Regions from separate parts of the Homo sapiens genome. Here region 2 is linked to region 1. Evidence: chromatin loops called from intact Hi-C (ENCODE). Cell type or tissue: sigmoid colon. All regions are shown on one strand. Each heading gives the region's core, and the rest is flanking DNA. Links, peaks and the distances in the headings are about the cores only.

Evidence for each region. A loop is a pair of places that touch in the nucleus more often than their neighbours do. Peaks named below come from ENCODE experiments on the same cell type or tissue, not always from the same donor. Only the 100,000 strongest peaks of a DNase experiment are listed, where the experiment ranks them.
Region 2: a loop joins it to region 1, with 4 times the contacts of the local background. A loop is called at or near these places in 54 of 110 quality-filtered maps.

The regions. Positions count from the first base shown.
Region 1 is chrX:40,263,749-40,271,195 of GRCh38, reverse strand. The region is part of intron 1 of LINC03099 (long intergenic non-protein coding RNA 3099); the gene reads right to left. Among named protein-coding and RNA genes, the nearest start is that of LINC03099, 4.6 kb to the right of the region's middle. RefSeq lists enhancers at 3,186-3,235, 3,266-3,365. In sigmoid colon, for the core only: a CTCF peak has its summit at 3,992; DNase peaks (open chromatin) are centred at 3,655 and 3,975; H3K4me3 peaks cover 1,169 bases; H3K27ac peaks cover 1,068 bases.
Region 2 is chrX:39,811,449-39,818,895 of GRCh38, reverse strand. No RefSeq gene overlaps it. Among named protein-coding and RNA genes, the nearest start is that of MIR1587, 22 kb to the left of the region's middle. RefSeq lists enhancers at 382-1,299, 1,300-2,215, 4,181-4,240. In sigmoid colon, for the core only: a CTCF peak has its summit at 4,337 (motif pointing left); DNase peaks (open chromatin) are centred at 4,825 and 5,115; H3K27ac peaks cover 606 bases.

The sequences.
Region 1 (7,447 bases), core at 2,810-5,309:
TATGACTCAGCCAGTCTGGTGTGAGCCCCCAACATCTGTGTTTCTAACAAGCTTCCCAGTGATGCTGCTGGGCCAGGACCATGCTTCGAGAACCACTGATATCAGGGGCAGTTGAACTGGTTATTATTAGCTCACAAATTTAATCCACAGATGAGACCTGAAACCAATGGCAACACCCCGTTCTCTCTTAAAAGGGGTCAAGAGCCAAATAGGGCTTGAACTTGCATACAAATATTCACCAGGTTTTAGCATTTTGCTGTGATGTAGCCCACCTTCAAACCTGAGGCTGAAGCCACCAATGGACCATTATGGTGAAGACTGCTCTGGAAGCAGAATTGTGCCTGGTCCGCAAAGACCCACCCACCCTAGAAAAAAGCACCTCTGCCCCCTGTCATTCCAAAGAGGCCTGGCCTGGTCTTTCTGGAGCCTGCTGTGCCCTGGGACCTGGTCACTAAAAGCAGGTGTAACAGATTAAAGCTGCTGTGTCCCCTGAGGGGGTGAGCCCTGCCTTCTGAAGCACAATTTACACTGTGAAACCACGAGTTGAGGGGAGCGGGAGGGGGCACATTTCCTCTTTAAAAATGCTCAAAGTCTTTCAGCTGATGCTCAGAGCAGGGCTGGCCTAGGCAAGGGTTTGAAGTAGGAAAGGTCACTATTTGTCTTTTTTTTTTTTCTCCTTGAGACAGAGTTTCGCTCTGTCGCCCAAGCTGGAGTGCAATGGGGTGATCTCGGCTCACTGCAGCCTCCACCTCCTGAATTCAAGCAAGTCTCCTGCCTCAGCCTCCCAAGTAGCTGGGATCACAGGTGTGGGCGTGCACCACCACACCTGGCTAATTTTTGTATTTTTAGTACACCATGTTGGCCAGGCTGGTCTTGAACTCCTGACCTCAAGTGATCCACCCGCCTTGGCCTCCCAAAGTGCTGGGATTACAGGTTTGAGCCACTGCGCTCAGCCACTACTTGTCATTTATGCTCTATTCCCATCCCAGCCACCCACCCCTGCTTCTCCTGTCCCACAGCCTGGCCTCCTTGTGTCTCCAGCCTGGGATCGCTGCCTGTCTCTGCCCCAGACTATCCCTTACTCCTCCTATCAAAATGCTATCAGGTGGAGAGCAGTGGTTCATGCCTGTAATCCCAATACTTTGGGAGGCCGAGATGGGAGGATCACTTGAGCTCAGGAGTTTGAGACCACCTTGGGTCTCTACAAAAAAAAAAAATTATTTTAATTATCCAGGCATGGTGGAATGCACCTGTAGTCCCAGTTATTCTGCCCATATGGGTTGCATCTTCCATTTGAGAGCCTCTCACCCTAAGTCTCACAGTCACCAGTACCCTGGCTTCCAGGACAAACCTGGATGATTTCCCCCCAGGCTTAAAGGAAGACTAGAGACTTAAAGGAAGCTGGACTTTTATGAAAAACTCATTGTGGGTGGGGGGCCCAGAGACTTAAAGGAAGCTGGACTTTTATGAAAAACTCATTGTGGGTGGGGGGCCAAAAATTAACTAGGCATGAAGAACCTGGGAGATACCAGATTATTCTGGCTCACTAGGGCTTTACACTTATCTGGCCACAGCTGGGACATACTCCCTTCTCCCTGGACCGTGCAGTCTGGGCCCACCTCACCCCCAGTGTGGGCCACCTATTATGATGCCCCCCAAAATGGTGTCAATTCAAGAGTACCTGCTTCTCTAGGGTCTAGGCTTTGGGGGCCCAACTTATCACAACTTGAAGTTACTGTTTTAAAATTTATCTTATTTATTTGTTAATTGTGTCATCTGTTAACATGTTATAGCTCCATAGGACAATCACTGGCGGTCTTATTTACTGTTAAAGCACCAGCCCTAGCCCAGTAGTTGGAATATTTTGATTGCATGTATGGGTGGATAGCTGAGATGGATGCAAGGATGGAGGGATGGATGGATGGATGAACGGATGGGTGGATGGGTGGATGGGTGGATGGGTGGGTGGATGGATTGGCCCCCACATAGTACCAAGGTACTTCTCCTGTAAATACCACAAACCTAGACCAGCAGTTCTCAAACCTTTAGGTCTTGGGACTCCTTGACTTTTTTATTTATTATTGAGGACTCCAAAATGCTTTTGGTTATATTGGTCTTGTCAGTATTTCCCACATTAAAAATGAAAAAAGGAACATTTTTAATATTTATATATTAATTGATCTAAAAATAACAATTATGAATATATTACATGTGTGGTGGGCAGCCTCTAAGATGGTGCCCAGTAATTCCCACCTTCTGTCACCCACACCCTTGAGTAATTCCCTCCCCTTGAACGCTAGCTGGACTTACAGACTCACTCCTAATAGATCTATTGTCCTATAGGGATGTGGCTTCCAAAATTGGATTACAAAAAGACTGTGCCTTCTGTCTTGGGTGCCCTCTTTTCTCTCTCTAGGAGGAGCCAGCTGCCTTGTCACGAGGCAGCCCTGTGGAGAGGGCCTCGTGGCAAGAAACCCAGGCCTGCCAGCAGCCACATGAGTGAGTCTGGAGGTGGATCTTTCCCCGGCTGAGCTTTGAGATGCTCCTACCCCTGGAACACACCCTGATTAGTCTCCTAAGAGACCCTGAGCCAGAACCACCCAGCTAAGCTGCTCCCAGATTCCTGACCCACAGAAACTGTGTGAGATAATAAATGTCTGTTGTTTTCAGCCACTAAGTTTTGGGGGTAACTTGTTACACAGCAATGGATAAAATACATGGTAACATCGATAGCACAATTTTATTAAAAAATAACCGTATTTTCCAAAACAAACAAAAAAGTTTAGGGAGAAAAGTGGCATCGTTTTTACATTTTTGCAAACCTCTTTAATATCTGGCTTAATTGAAAACAGCTGCTTCCTCATAGGGGCTTGGGCATCCAATGCGTTGTGATACATTGTTTTGGTTGAAGAAAATCCAGCCTAATGGAGCTTTGCAGTTAGAAAAGGACAGTCTGAAAAGGGCTCAGGGAACCACAGGGATCCTCAGACCACACTTTGGGAACTGCTGACCTAGACAATCATAGACCCCAAAAGATTCTAATTCTAGGGCCCTCACTTCCCAATCTTGGTTTCCTGTTTGGGACCTTTGCCATTTCTCCAGGTGCCCAAGTGACTTAGTGGTGATGGAGGCCACCCAGGAGGTCTGGTCCCCTGCCAAAAAGGATAAGTCCTCTGAGGCCTAAAAGCAGAAGACACTGATGAACTAACCCTCAGTCTTGGCTGTGTCATGCCCAAGATGTCACACAGAGGGGAAAGGATGCCTCTGACATCCAAGGTGAAGGTTGAGGCATCTGGAGTCGGGGAGGGCAGGGGAGCTTGTTCTCTGCGCATTGACAGCTTCCGGGACACTGGGGTTTGCCAGATCCATGGGGATTTCCCCCTCTCCTTCCCTTTCCTGCGCGTGTCCCACTACCCCCAACCCCCGTGAAGTTTAGGGCCTGTTTTCAGCCGGAGCCGGTCTAATTTTCGCTGCCTAGTTGGTCAGAGAAACGCACGCAGCTGTAGCAAAGCATAAAAATAGCTTCCTCCGTGACCAATTTCTTCCCACTTCCCTTTCTCTCTCTCCATGCTCGCCTCCCCGTCCCCACCTTCTGTGGAAGCAGGAAGGTCCCTGGAGGGTGCCAGCACTATTGAGACATGCCATGCGCCCCAGCTTCCCTCCCAAACAACACATGTTCCTGATTCTATTTTGCCCTGGTCCCCCGCAGGCTCGCACAGGCTTCCCTGGGGACCGGGCGTTGTCAGATGGGTCCCCGCGGGCCCAGTGTCCGTCCACCTCGTTGGGCAGACTTCCTCTCCCGCGCACAGCCCCCCAGACATCTGCACGCCGAGTGCTCGCCAGCGGCACTGGGATCTGGGGTCCCAGCCTAGCCCGGAGCCAGCCAAAGGCCTGCCCGCGAGGGATCCGGATCTTCTGGCACCTTAGAGGTTAAATGGGAAGCCTCCAGCTGGAAGGAAAAAACGCCCCGGTGCTATGCGCGGAGGCTCCAGGCGGTGTCCCCAGCGTCCCGGGCTTCCTCTGCGCCGGGCGGCTGCGCGTCCCGGATGCGTCCGCGGCAGAAGATGGAATCCGAAAGTGGGCATTCGTCTTTCTAGTTTGGAAGCAGGGGAAGACAATCAAACCTGCAGCAGCTCAGCTCCCCAACGCGAAGGTCTAGCCAGCCTTGGGCAGGGGAGCGTTTCTAGAAATGTCTACACCCGGAGCCACCGGCGGGAACCAGGAGGGCGGGGTATGGCCCGCACCTGCCCTGCCTCTCTTCCCTGAGCCTTTGGGACCATGCGGGAGAGAGGACAGGCCACCTATCGTATTTCAGGAGTGGCTTGTAGGGTCCAAGGGCCGTTTGCCTCCCTCTACTGCAGTTTGGAAACAGAATAAACCGCCCCAGCAAAACCCGGCGAACTTGTCCAAACCACACAAAAGTTCAAACCACACAAACTCCAACTGGGCACCGACGCAGGACTGGCTTTATCTGTCCGCAGAGGGCTTTGCTCTGCCTCGCAATTGATTAGGGCTCCTGAAAACCACTGAAACAGTTTATCTCACCCACCCAGCCTCAAGCCCCCTGATGGGCTGGAGTGGAGCCTGGATTGTTCTGGCAGCCAACCCCAGACCAGCTTCCACCCAGCTTGGCGGCCCCCTGGGCCACCTGCCTGGTTCCTCACTCCACAGAGGGTCCCCATTTTGTGGCAGAAAATCGAATGACAGCAAGAGGGTGAGATGGGAAGATGAGGGAGTTGGATCTATGAGGGGAGAGAAGCATTCTGTCCACTGAACAGGGTGGGGGGGGCTTTCCAAGATCCCCCCTTTACTTTCACACCCTTTCTCCAGTTCTGTTCCTCTCCTTTCACGGCACCCAGCGCCCTTCTGCACGGGTGGCCCAGTCCTCCAAGCCCAGCCTTGTCTTTTGAACTTCTCCCCAAGCAACCTGTCCCTGTACAATTTACATCCTCTCAGTTGTTTTCTCTCGAAACTCTTAACTCAGGCGGCCAATGCCATGGCCATGAGAACATTCTTCACCACAGAAAGCAAGATCCTTTGTCAGCCTGTTCTTCATGGGAGGGGAAGGGAAGGTTTTGTAAATATCAAGTGGAGATTAACTGGGGGAGGAGTCAGGAATTAAACAACGTGCTTTTTTTTTTTTTTTTTTGAGACAGAGTCTTGCTTTGTCACCCAGGCTGGAGTGCAGTGGCACCATCTCTGCTCACTGCAACTTCCGCTTCCCGAGTTTAAGCGATTCTCCTGCCTCAGCCTCCCAAGTAGCTGAGATTAGAGGTGCACGCCACCACGCCCAGCTAAATTTTTTTGGGGGGGGCGGGGACGGAGTCTCGCTCTGTTGCCCAGGCTGGAGTACAGTGGCGCAATCCCTGCAACCTCCGCCTGCCGGGTTCAAGCAATTCTCTTGCCTCAGCCTTCTGAGTAGCTGGGACTACAGGCGCATGACACCACCCCTGCTAATTTTTGTATTTTTAGTATAGACAGGGTTTCACCATGTTGGCCAGGCTGGTCTCGAACTCTTGGCCTCAAGTAATCTGCCTGCCTCTGCCTCCTAAAGTGCTGGGATTATAGGTGTGAGCCATCGCACCCAGCTAATTTTTGTATTTTTAGTAGAGACGGGGTTTCACCATGTTGGCCAGGCTGGTCTGGAACTCCTGACCTCAAGTGATCCACCCACCTCGGCCTCCCAAAGTACTGGGATTACAGGCATGAGCTACCACGCCCAGCCTAAACAGTGCACTTCAACACGAACTAGTAACGATCATGGTGGAGCACAGTCACAGACGGGGGAGGATCTCTGGCAGCTGACCTTCTGGGCTCACACCAGGAAGCCTGTCACCTTTCCCAGCTGCCTGTGCCATGCCTGTGGTGCCAGTCATTGCTCTAATGGTAGGCAGGGAGGCAGAACTCCCCCTGAATAAGTACAAGGACCTGATGAGCCTTTGAAAGCAGGCGACCCACTCAATCTGAATTCTTTCAGGTTGTTTCCTGCCCCAACAACTGTATGTAAAACAACTGGCTGAGAGCTTGTACAAATTAGGGTGGCTTGTCACAGGGTTTCTATCACATTTAGTCACCTCTGAAAAAAGAGACCCGTTTTTGTAAAACACCTAGCAGACCGGGCGCCGTGGCTCACGCCTGTAATCCCAGCACTTTGGGAGGCCGAGGCGGGCAGATCACGAGGTCAGGAGATTGAGACCATCCTGGCTAGTACAGTGAAACCCAGTCTCTACTAAAAATACAAAAAATTAGCCGGGCGTGGTGGTGGGCGCTTGTAGTCCCAGCTACTCGGGAGGCTGAGGCAGGAGAATGGCCTAAACCCAGGAGGTGGAGCTTGCAGTGAGCCGAGATAGTGCCACTGCACTCCAGCCTGGGCGACAGAGCGAGACTCCGCCTCAAAAAGAAAAAAGAAAAAGAAAAACACCTAGCATACATAAAGGGCTTTACCATCTCATTTCATTCCATCAATGAGCAAATGGGGGTTACCCTGACAGCAGTTGGAGTTCAATTGCAGGGAAGAGAGAACCTCTCCAGCTATTTTAAGCAAGAAGAGATTTAACACAGGAAATTAGGTGCTGACAAAATTATTGGAAGGGTGCAGGAGGAGCAGTCTCTGGACTCCCAAAACAACACCACTGAACTGGTCTGCCAAGACTACTGCCATCTCTGCCACCATCAGGAAGGTGAGGCGTGAGGGAGCCTGCCTCTAGAAATGTAGATTTCCAGAGTGCACTACCATAGCTGCGATCCAAGGATCAGGAAGCCACTGCCACCACAACCCCTCTCAACACCCACAAAGCCGGTAACTGAGCAAACACTAGAATGTTGTTACACACACACACACACACACACACACACACACACACACACCTCTAGCAGGTACAGCCAGACTTCACACGATTGCATCTAACTGGTGAAACTGAATTCTCATCCACAGTCCCAGCTGCAAAGGTGTCTGGGAAATCCAGTTTTTAGCCTTCCAGTCTCTGCAGACCATGGGGGCACCATAGGACGAGGTTGGAAGGGAGGCTGTGTGCCTGCCACCATGCCTACATTTTGCAGATAAGGAAACTAAGGTTCAGAGAGGTTAAAGAACACATCCAAGGGCACATGGCTGGTAAACCCCAATCTCCCTGACTCCAAAACCCATACTTTCAATCATTATATTGAGCAAACAGCCCCATTCCATTTGGGGCTTTGGCAGTCTTGGGGCATCTTTCGGCCAGAGGGCCCACACGACAGCAGAAGCTAGCACACACCTTCTGCATGCTCAAAGGCTGGACAGTGGGCACTGAGGCACAACTGAGGCCCCGGGGTTGTGAATAGCTTATCTCAGGTTGACAGACAGAGGAGACTCATAATCGAACCCAGGGTTCCTAACTCCACGTATACTTCCTGACCTCACCTCCCTGCCCCCCGACATCGACATCTGGAGGAGGGGGAATACACA
Region 2 (7,447 bases), core at 3,299-5,798, 450 kb after region 1:
TGCCTGACACAGGAAGTTTCTGATGGGCAGTCTGTGCTCTGGGGCTCCCCATCGGCCTGGCTGAGGCTTTCTCAGAGCTGCGCTGCCGGCTGAGGCTCTCCCTACCCACCCCTCCTTCCTTCCCCTCTCCTTCTGCAGGGGTCAGAGCTGCCTCCCGGTCTGAAGTCCCCCCCCCCCCTTTATCCTTCTTAAAAATCTCCCCCAATACATCTCTCACACTTACTCTCTCTTGGTGTCCTCTACCTGGAGGACTCAAATTGCCACAGGGACTAACACGTAGACTCCCATGCCCTCCGGTATTTTAGGCGGGACCCTTGTGTGTTCAGGAGCATGTAAAGAGCCAAGGGTGGAGCTAGGAGCCCTCAGCTACTCCTTTACCCCATTCCAGAAGGTTCCAGGCTCTACACACTCCCCTGTACCCATCTAGGGCTAGGTGGCCAGCTGTCACACTCTGGCAGTAATGCTGCTCATGACTTGTATTTATTCTTCAAGTTGCTCCTGGGTATATTAGGGCCCATCTCTGCCCAGGTCCCTTGCCAGCAAAAAGGCTGGTTCTTACTCACCAGCTTGCCCTGTTGCTCTGGGAAGTCAGTCCCACGGCCAGACCGCCCTCTTTTCACACGGCCACTCTGAGCACCAATGTGAGAGGCAAATGCCAGCCCTGCAAATCTGTACATGGAATCAGAGGCTCTCCAGACTCACGTCCAAAGGTGCATGGGCGGGGCGAGCCAGGAGACGGGGGAGCCCTGCTCAGTCACAGACACAGATGACATGAAATCAGATGGAGGATAAAAAGCATCACTGGAAAACAAAGGAACTGCTAGAGTCCGTGCCTGCTCGAGAAAAAGCAGTCATCAGCCCAAAGATGGATGAAGTGGAGGGCTGTTATTTTTAAGGTGGGGGCAGAGGTCATTAGCTTGAAGAATGTGTCATATTTGGCATCGGGAGGGTGGTTATGTGAGGCTGGAAAGCAAAGCCTGGTCCGCTCGCTCTCTGGCCAGGGAGATACTATTCCCTGGGGAAAAAGGACAGGCCCTCAACTAGCAGAGAGTGGCATGGAGGAATGTGTCCCCCAACCTTTCTAGAAGACAATAAATCTGTGAATTCTTCTCATTGGCAGGGCTGAAGGTTCATGGGACTGAGGCCAGCACCCAGTGGTGGCCTGGGCTGTAGAACTTCAGAAACAGCTAGTGCTACCCCTGTAGGCTAATTGTTTTTTCCAGAACCAAACTTTACTTGGCAGCACTAGGCTATAGCTCCATGGGCAGGGGTTTTGGGAACGGTGCCTTTGGTCATAGGGTATCAGGGTTATCTACAAACCCTCCTGTTTCTGGGAAACCAGCCTGAAGTCCTCATGCCCTCTGCAGCCAGAGGCCACTGGGCGCTGTGGTTCTGCCAGCTTTGGGGTGAGCAGAGGCAGAGACAATGGGGGAGAAACTCTATGAGGACAATGCCTGCCCAGCCTGAAACATCGCTAACAGATGGAAGGATGCAAACAGCAGCATGCCAAGCCTTCAGAGAGCTGGGAGCTCTGCCTGTGATTCAGGGAAGCTCTGATTCAGAGCTCTGAGCGCGTTGTCGCCCGGTGTCCTCAGGATGAAAGGCCTGCTTGGGGGGCTCCTCTAGTCCATCCCTCCCGGCTCCACCACCTCAAACTCTGCCTTCCAGCAGCAATTTCTTCCAGTTCTCCGGGCTTTGCGAGGCTTTTGCTGGGGCTGTACCCTCAAGCCTAAAACCCTCTGACTCCTAAAACTATCTGACTCCTACAACTATCTGACTCCTACTCATCCTTTCGCTTTCAGCTTAAGCTCCAGGAAGTATGGGCAACCCCCACAGTAAACAAAGCCAAACGTTTTCTTTATCTGGAGCCTTTACTATGCTAATGTACATTGTGAATCTTCCGGAGGTTGGTGGGTGGGGGGCAGTGGAGAGGCCGCCAATCTTTCCAGAAGTATTTGGCCCCAAGAGGCCTCCTACCCCCACGTCTATTAACCCTCTCCCAGAACGAGGTGAGGAGGAGGAGCTTGGGAAATGCTCCTCCAAGAGAAGCAGAGCGGAGGCAAAACCCCTCTTGTGGGGAGGTACAGTCCCTTCTGCCCTCCTGTACCCTGCGGATAAACTTACCCCCTGGAAGGAGAAACCAGAATAGCAGCCCAATCTCTTCTTAATGCAGCTGCAGGGTCAGATCCAAGTTTGGGGGCCTAAAAGTTACGTGAATTTTGGGGCCTTCTTGAAGAAAAACAGTGCAGAGGTACAAATGATAACTGCTAGGACCCTACCAGGGCCTTGGAAGGGGACTGTGCGAGTCAAGGCCCTGAACTTTAAGCTTTATTAGCCTCGAGGTAAAATCCACACCTGTGCAGAGGCTTAATTCTGGACATAGGTGTAGCTAAGACACATCCCTCTCCACATCACGTTTAGGTCAACTGGACGGTCTTGGATGGCCCTCCTTTGACTCTGGTATATCTCTGCCAGGCTCCGGCTGGCCTGCCTGCCTCTAGGCCCACAGCCAGCCTGTGGTTTGTTCTACTGGGCCAGCCATGCAGGTGAGTGGTCTCTGGCACATCCTCTTCAAGCCAGCAGACTGGTAGGGGCAGCACCATATTGGCCGGGCAGATCTATTTGCCCTCCCCTCACCCCATCCACTTTCTGTGCCCAGGAGGCTGATCCTTGATCCTTGGGGACTGGATCCCTTGGGCTGCCTTGACCACTGGCTTCTGGTTGGCTTGGCCAATGGGAGGCAGGTAGGAGGAGTCAGAGGTTGGGTATTTATTTCCACAGCTGGGCTGCCCTTTTGGTGGTGGCTGCGTTCCTCGTCCCATAGCAGCCCTCACCTACAGCTCTTTCCAGGTTCTGCTAACAGCCCCCACTCCTGGCTCCCTCAGTCCAGGGAGTGGTGGCAGCTTCCCATTGTTGCTAGTCCCAGGGTACTTCCCTATCCCTTGTGGTTTCTGTAATCTGCCCACAACTCTGTAAATAGTCCCTTTACAAACTCTTGTCAGTTAACCCTCTTGCTGAGTCTGCCATCCATTGCTACTGGGGCCCTGACTCACAGCACAAGTGGTACCCATGGGCAGTCCCTAAGTCATCCCACCAATCACAGACAAGATATCCTGAGTTCCCCACTGGTCAATTTGAATATGCAAATGTTAGGCATCTGTCCCTGGGGGTAAGCTTTCCACAGCAGTCTAGACCCTGGCGGTGGACTCCCTGATTCACCTATCTGCACTGTGGCACTTAGCACTAAACTGTGTGGGCTCCTCCTTCCTCAGTGTTCAGATTAGGTTATGGGAAGAACATAACCCCTTCCTCCCCCAACTTTCTGTGTTGTTTTGGGTGAGAGCGGACATTATAATTTTGGGGAATGTGATAGAACTGCCCAGAGTACATGAAATCAGCCACATAAATTATTGAACTTAAATGATGATTCTGGTGATGTGCTAGTAAATGTTTAACAACTGGCTCCCTGCCCCCCAAGCCCTGACTTGTAGTATCTGCTGATTTCCATGATGCAAATACTCCCACCACAGCCAGTCTCAAGCTGCCCACGTGATGGTGCTGACCATGGAGTTGAAAAGACACGGACACAGCATTACATAGTATTTCTTTCTTTTTTCTTTTTTTTTTTGACACAGAGTCTCACCCTCTCACCCAGGCTGGAGTGCAATGGTGTGGTCTCAGCTCACTACAACCTCCGCCTCCCGGGTTCAAGCGATTCGCCTGCCTCAGCCTCCAGAGTAGCTGGGACTACAGGTGCCCGCCACCACACCTGGCTAATTTTTGTATTTTTAGTAGAGAGGGGGTTTCATTATGTTGGCCAGGCTGGTCTCGAACTCCTGACCTCGTGATCCACCTGCCTCAGCTTTCCAAAGTGCTGTGATTACAGGTGTGAGCCACCATGCCCTGCCTTTTACATAGTATTTCTACCACACAGTCATGAAAGGGTAAATAACCTCATGAGAGTAAATAATAGTAAACTGTAGCAAAGCAGTCAGGAAGGTGTGAGTTTTCAGTATTTATTACCTTTGTTTTTAATATGACTTACTCCATTTTAAATTTTAATTATTTTAATTATAATTCTATTTTTTATTTTACTTCTTTTAATTTTTATTAATGGCTATGCTTAGTAACCAATTGGCAAAAATTCCTGAAAATTTGATGATCTGATCTCACAAACCAGTACCCTTTGGCTCCAGCACACCATGGAAGGGTTCTACTGGCTCTGTGGCAATGGAAAGAAAAATTAGTTTTCAAGAGAGAAAACAAAAACAAAGAAAAGCTACGAGTATTTCAATTGCGCCATCTTGTGGCGCCACCTAACAGTACTATGCCCCCATGACCTGAACTCCCCCCCATTTTGGTCATGCTGTGTCTCTATCTGGGGTGCCCAAACATCCTGGTTTGCCTGGAACACCTCCTTATTTATGCCTACTACCCTGGTTTAACGATAAAAACACCCCTTTTACTTTCTCAAAAGTGTCCTAGTTTGAACAATAAATGATATGGTTACCTAACCTATACCCCAGTAGACTATAACTAGCTTGAGGGTAGGGACTGTCTTGTTTACCATTGCATCCCTCAGACCACGGAGGCATTCAACTGATATTTGTGAAAAGAGCAGTGAAAGTTAAGGCTATAGAAACAGTTTCCCTGCCTTGTTGGTTACACTGATAACCACTGGGATTTGGAAATCTTTACGCTGTGCAGAGATTTTTAGTGTAATGTGATTGGCCCTGTAATCCCTGACCCCGGCGTCCCTGTGCACAAAAAGCCAGGCTGATAGACGTCAGAGCCTCGTCTCCCAGGGAGCGTGCGGCAGCCAGAGGGTGTTGGTCTGGCCATCTGGTGCAGGAACAGTCGAGCCGTGTGGGAGCCCAGCTGGCACGGGAATCCTTGGCTGTCCCCGGCAAACAGCATGGGGAGGAGAGCTGTGGGATCAATAGTAATTTCCTTCAGAAGAACGGCGATGTAGTGCAGTTGGCAATGGCATTGGGCTTTCCCTGGCACGGAGGCTTCTAAATGTGCTTGGCCCTCTTAGCTAGGAAGTGGACTTACAGCAGAACACTGGACAGGGAAGGGAACAAGGACAGGACTTTCTTGGCCTGAGCCCAAGAGAGGTTGCCAGGTTGGCTGTGGGAGCAAGCTTTCTCTGTGCTTGTATGTCATCGGCAGAAACAACGTAGACACTTTGAGTCACTGATAGAGAGGAAATTGTGGAAGCTGGAACATTCCCGTGGGCCTGCTGGCACCTCCCATGCAACATCCATCTACTCAGCACCTAGGGGAGGCTTCTTTGTGCCAGGAACAGGTGGTAAAGGTGATCTCCATTTCTCACTGTCTAGAGATGGAGGGTAAGGAGTTATCTGACATTTCTGAAGCAGGGCCATCATTGCGGATGGAAATAGTGGCGAGTCTAGGGGCTCAGGGAGTGGCTAGGAGTTCAGAAAGAATGGGTCAAGCTTGAGCTGCCAACTGAAGGATGAGCAGGAGTTTTGTTGGATGGGATGGTGGATTCAGGAGCACACCATATAACTACCCCCTTCAAAGGTTTGGGTGGGGACCGCTGCCCACTTGGAATTGTCCTTAGCTGATAGGAGCTGGCTGAGCTGCCTTGTCCAAGGGAGCGCCCTGCCACCTTCCGGGAGGGCAACTCATTCAATGACTGGTTTATAGGCGGGGGAGACTATGCAAGGACTTACCCCTTTGCCTCAATTTAGGACATCTCTGAAGGGCCATCCCAGCCCCAGAACTTGCCTTGGAGTTGACTGAGGCCTCTGTTGCAACTGCACTGTAGTTCAGCTTCTCCCTCTGCCCCATCCTGCAGCCCTTTCTCCCTCACAGGCATTGTTCCTGACAGCAGCCTCCAATCAGGATCCTATACACCAGTCACCATCTCAGGGTCCATCTCGCACAAAGCCCAGCATAAGCCAGGGAGGGAGGGGTAGCTCTTCTCGGGGAGACAAACAGTGTGCAAACTGTGGCCTGGAGGGTGGGCAAGCTGGCCAGGAGGGAGTGTCCATTCCTGTGGACCAAGCACAGGATTAAAAAAAAAAATCCTAAGAAGCAGATTCTTAATTCCTAAATTTTGGTGGTCAGGGAAGATTCATGGCATAAAGGTCTTGCGTTCCTGTGATTGTGACTGAGGTGTGACCTGTGGCATTTCTTAATATAATTTATATGTTCCTGCATCAGGTCAAGTTTTCCCCCAGCCTACTTTCTTAAGTTGCTCCTGTGTCCCAGTTTGGGCTGGAAAAGTGAGGAAGGGCAAGCGCTTTGGAAGCAGGTAGGCATGTGTTCGTGTCCCTCACTTACTGGTGGTAGAACTATGGGCAGATTCCTTTACCCTTCCGAGCCTGTTTCCTCCCCACCTCACCTCATGTGAGATGGGGATAATGAGATAATGCCTATAAACACATAGCACGGGGCCAGGCATGTAGTAAGCACTCAACAAATACCTTTATTTTCATTCCTGCCATTTTTGCTTCCTTTGCTCAAATTTGCACTCCTTTATCAGAGATGCTTGGTGAGGCCGGGTGCAGTGGCTCACACCTGTAATCCCAGGACTTTGGGGGGCTGAGGCAGGTGGATCACTTGAGCTTAGGAGTTGGAGACCAACCTGGCCAACATGGCAAAACCCCATCTCTATGAAAAATACAAAAATTAGCTGGGTGTGGTGGCACGCACCTGTAATCCCAGCTAGGATTACAAGGCAGGAGAATAGCTTGAACCCGGGAGGCGGAGGTTGCAGTGAGATCACGCTGCTGCACTCCAGCCTGGGCAACAGAGCAAGAGTCCGTCTCAAAAAAAAAAAAAAAAAAAAAAAGGAATGCTTGGTGAGTATCCATTTGGTGTGTGGGTAGGGGGAGGTGGGGGAAAGTGGCCGTGCAGTGGGGAGTGTTGATGGTTTTGATAGTTTTGATAGGAGCAGGATATATAAACAGACCTTCACTTGAGTCCTTTAGAGATTCAGTCTAAAGCTATCCCACATATGGGGCGGCTTAACAGAAGACACAAACTTGCCTTCATCTCCTCCATTTATCAGAGGGGGAAACTGAGGTCTGGAGGGGAACTGATGCCTACAGTTACCAAGTGACATCTGGAGACCCTGAACCCCGGTCTTCCAGTGCCCCAGCCCTTGGCTCACCTGGTCTCCCCAGAAGGGAGAGAAGAAGGCAACCGCTTTGGGGTGAGAGCAGAGCTGCCTCCTGGAGCCTCAAGCGCCAGCCTCTGCTCCTGTTTGTTCCCAAGCTCACCAGAAGGGCACCTCCCTCCTCCCCACTGATGTCAGCCGATGACGTCTGGGCTGCATTCAGGCCATGCTGTCATTTGTCCCATGCTCATTCAGCTGATTAAAAGTCATCAATTGTTTTTTAAGCCACCAGCAGGCGAGCCACCAGGCGCCATTTGTTATTGCTCGGCCATGCTGTGAGATGCTGTTTAAACTCAC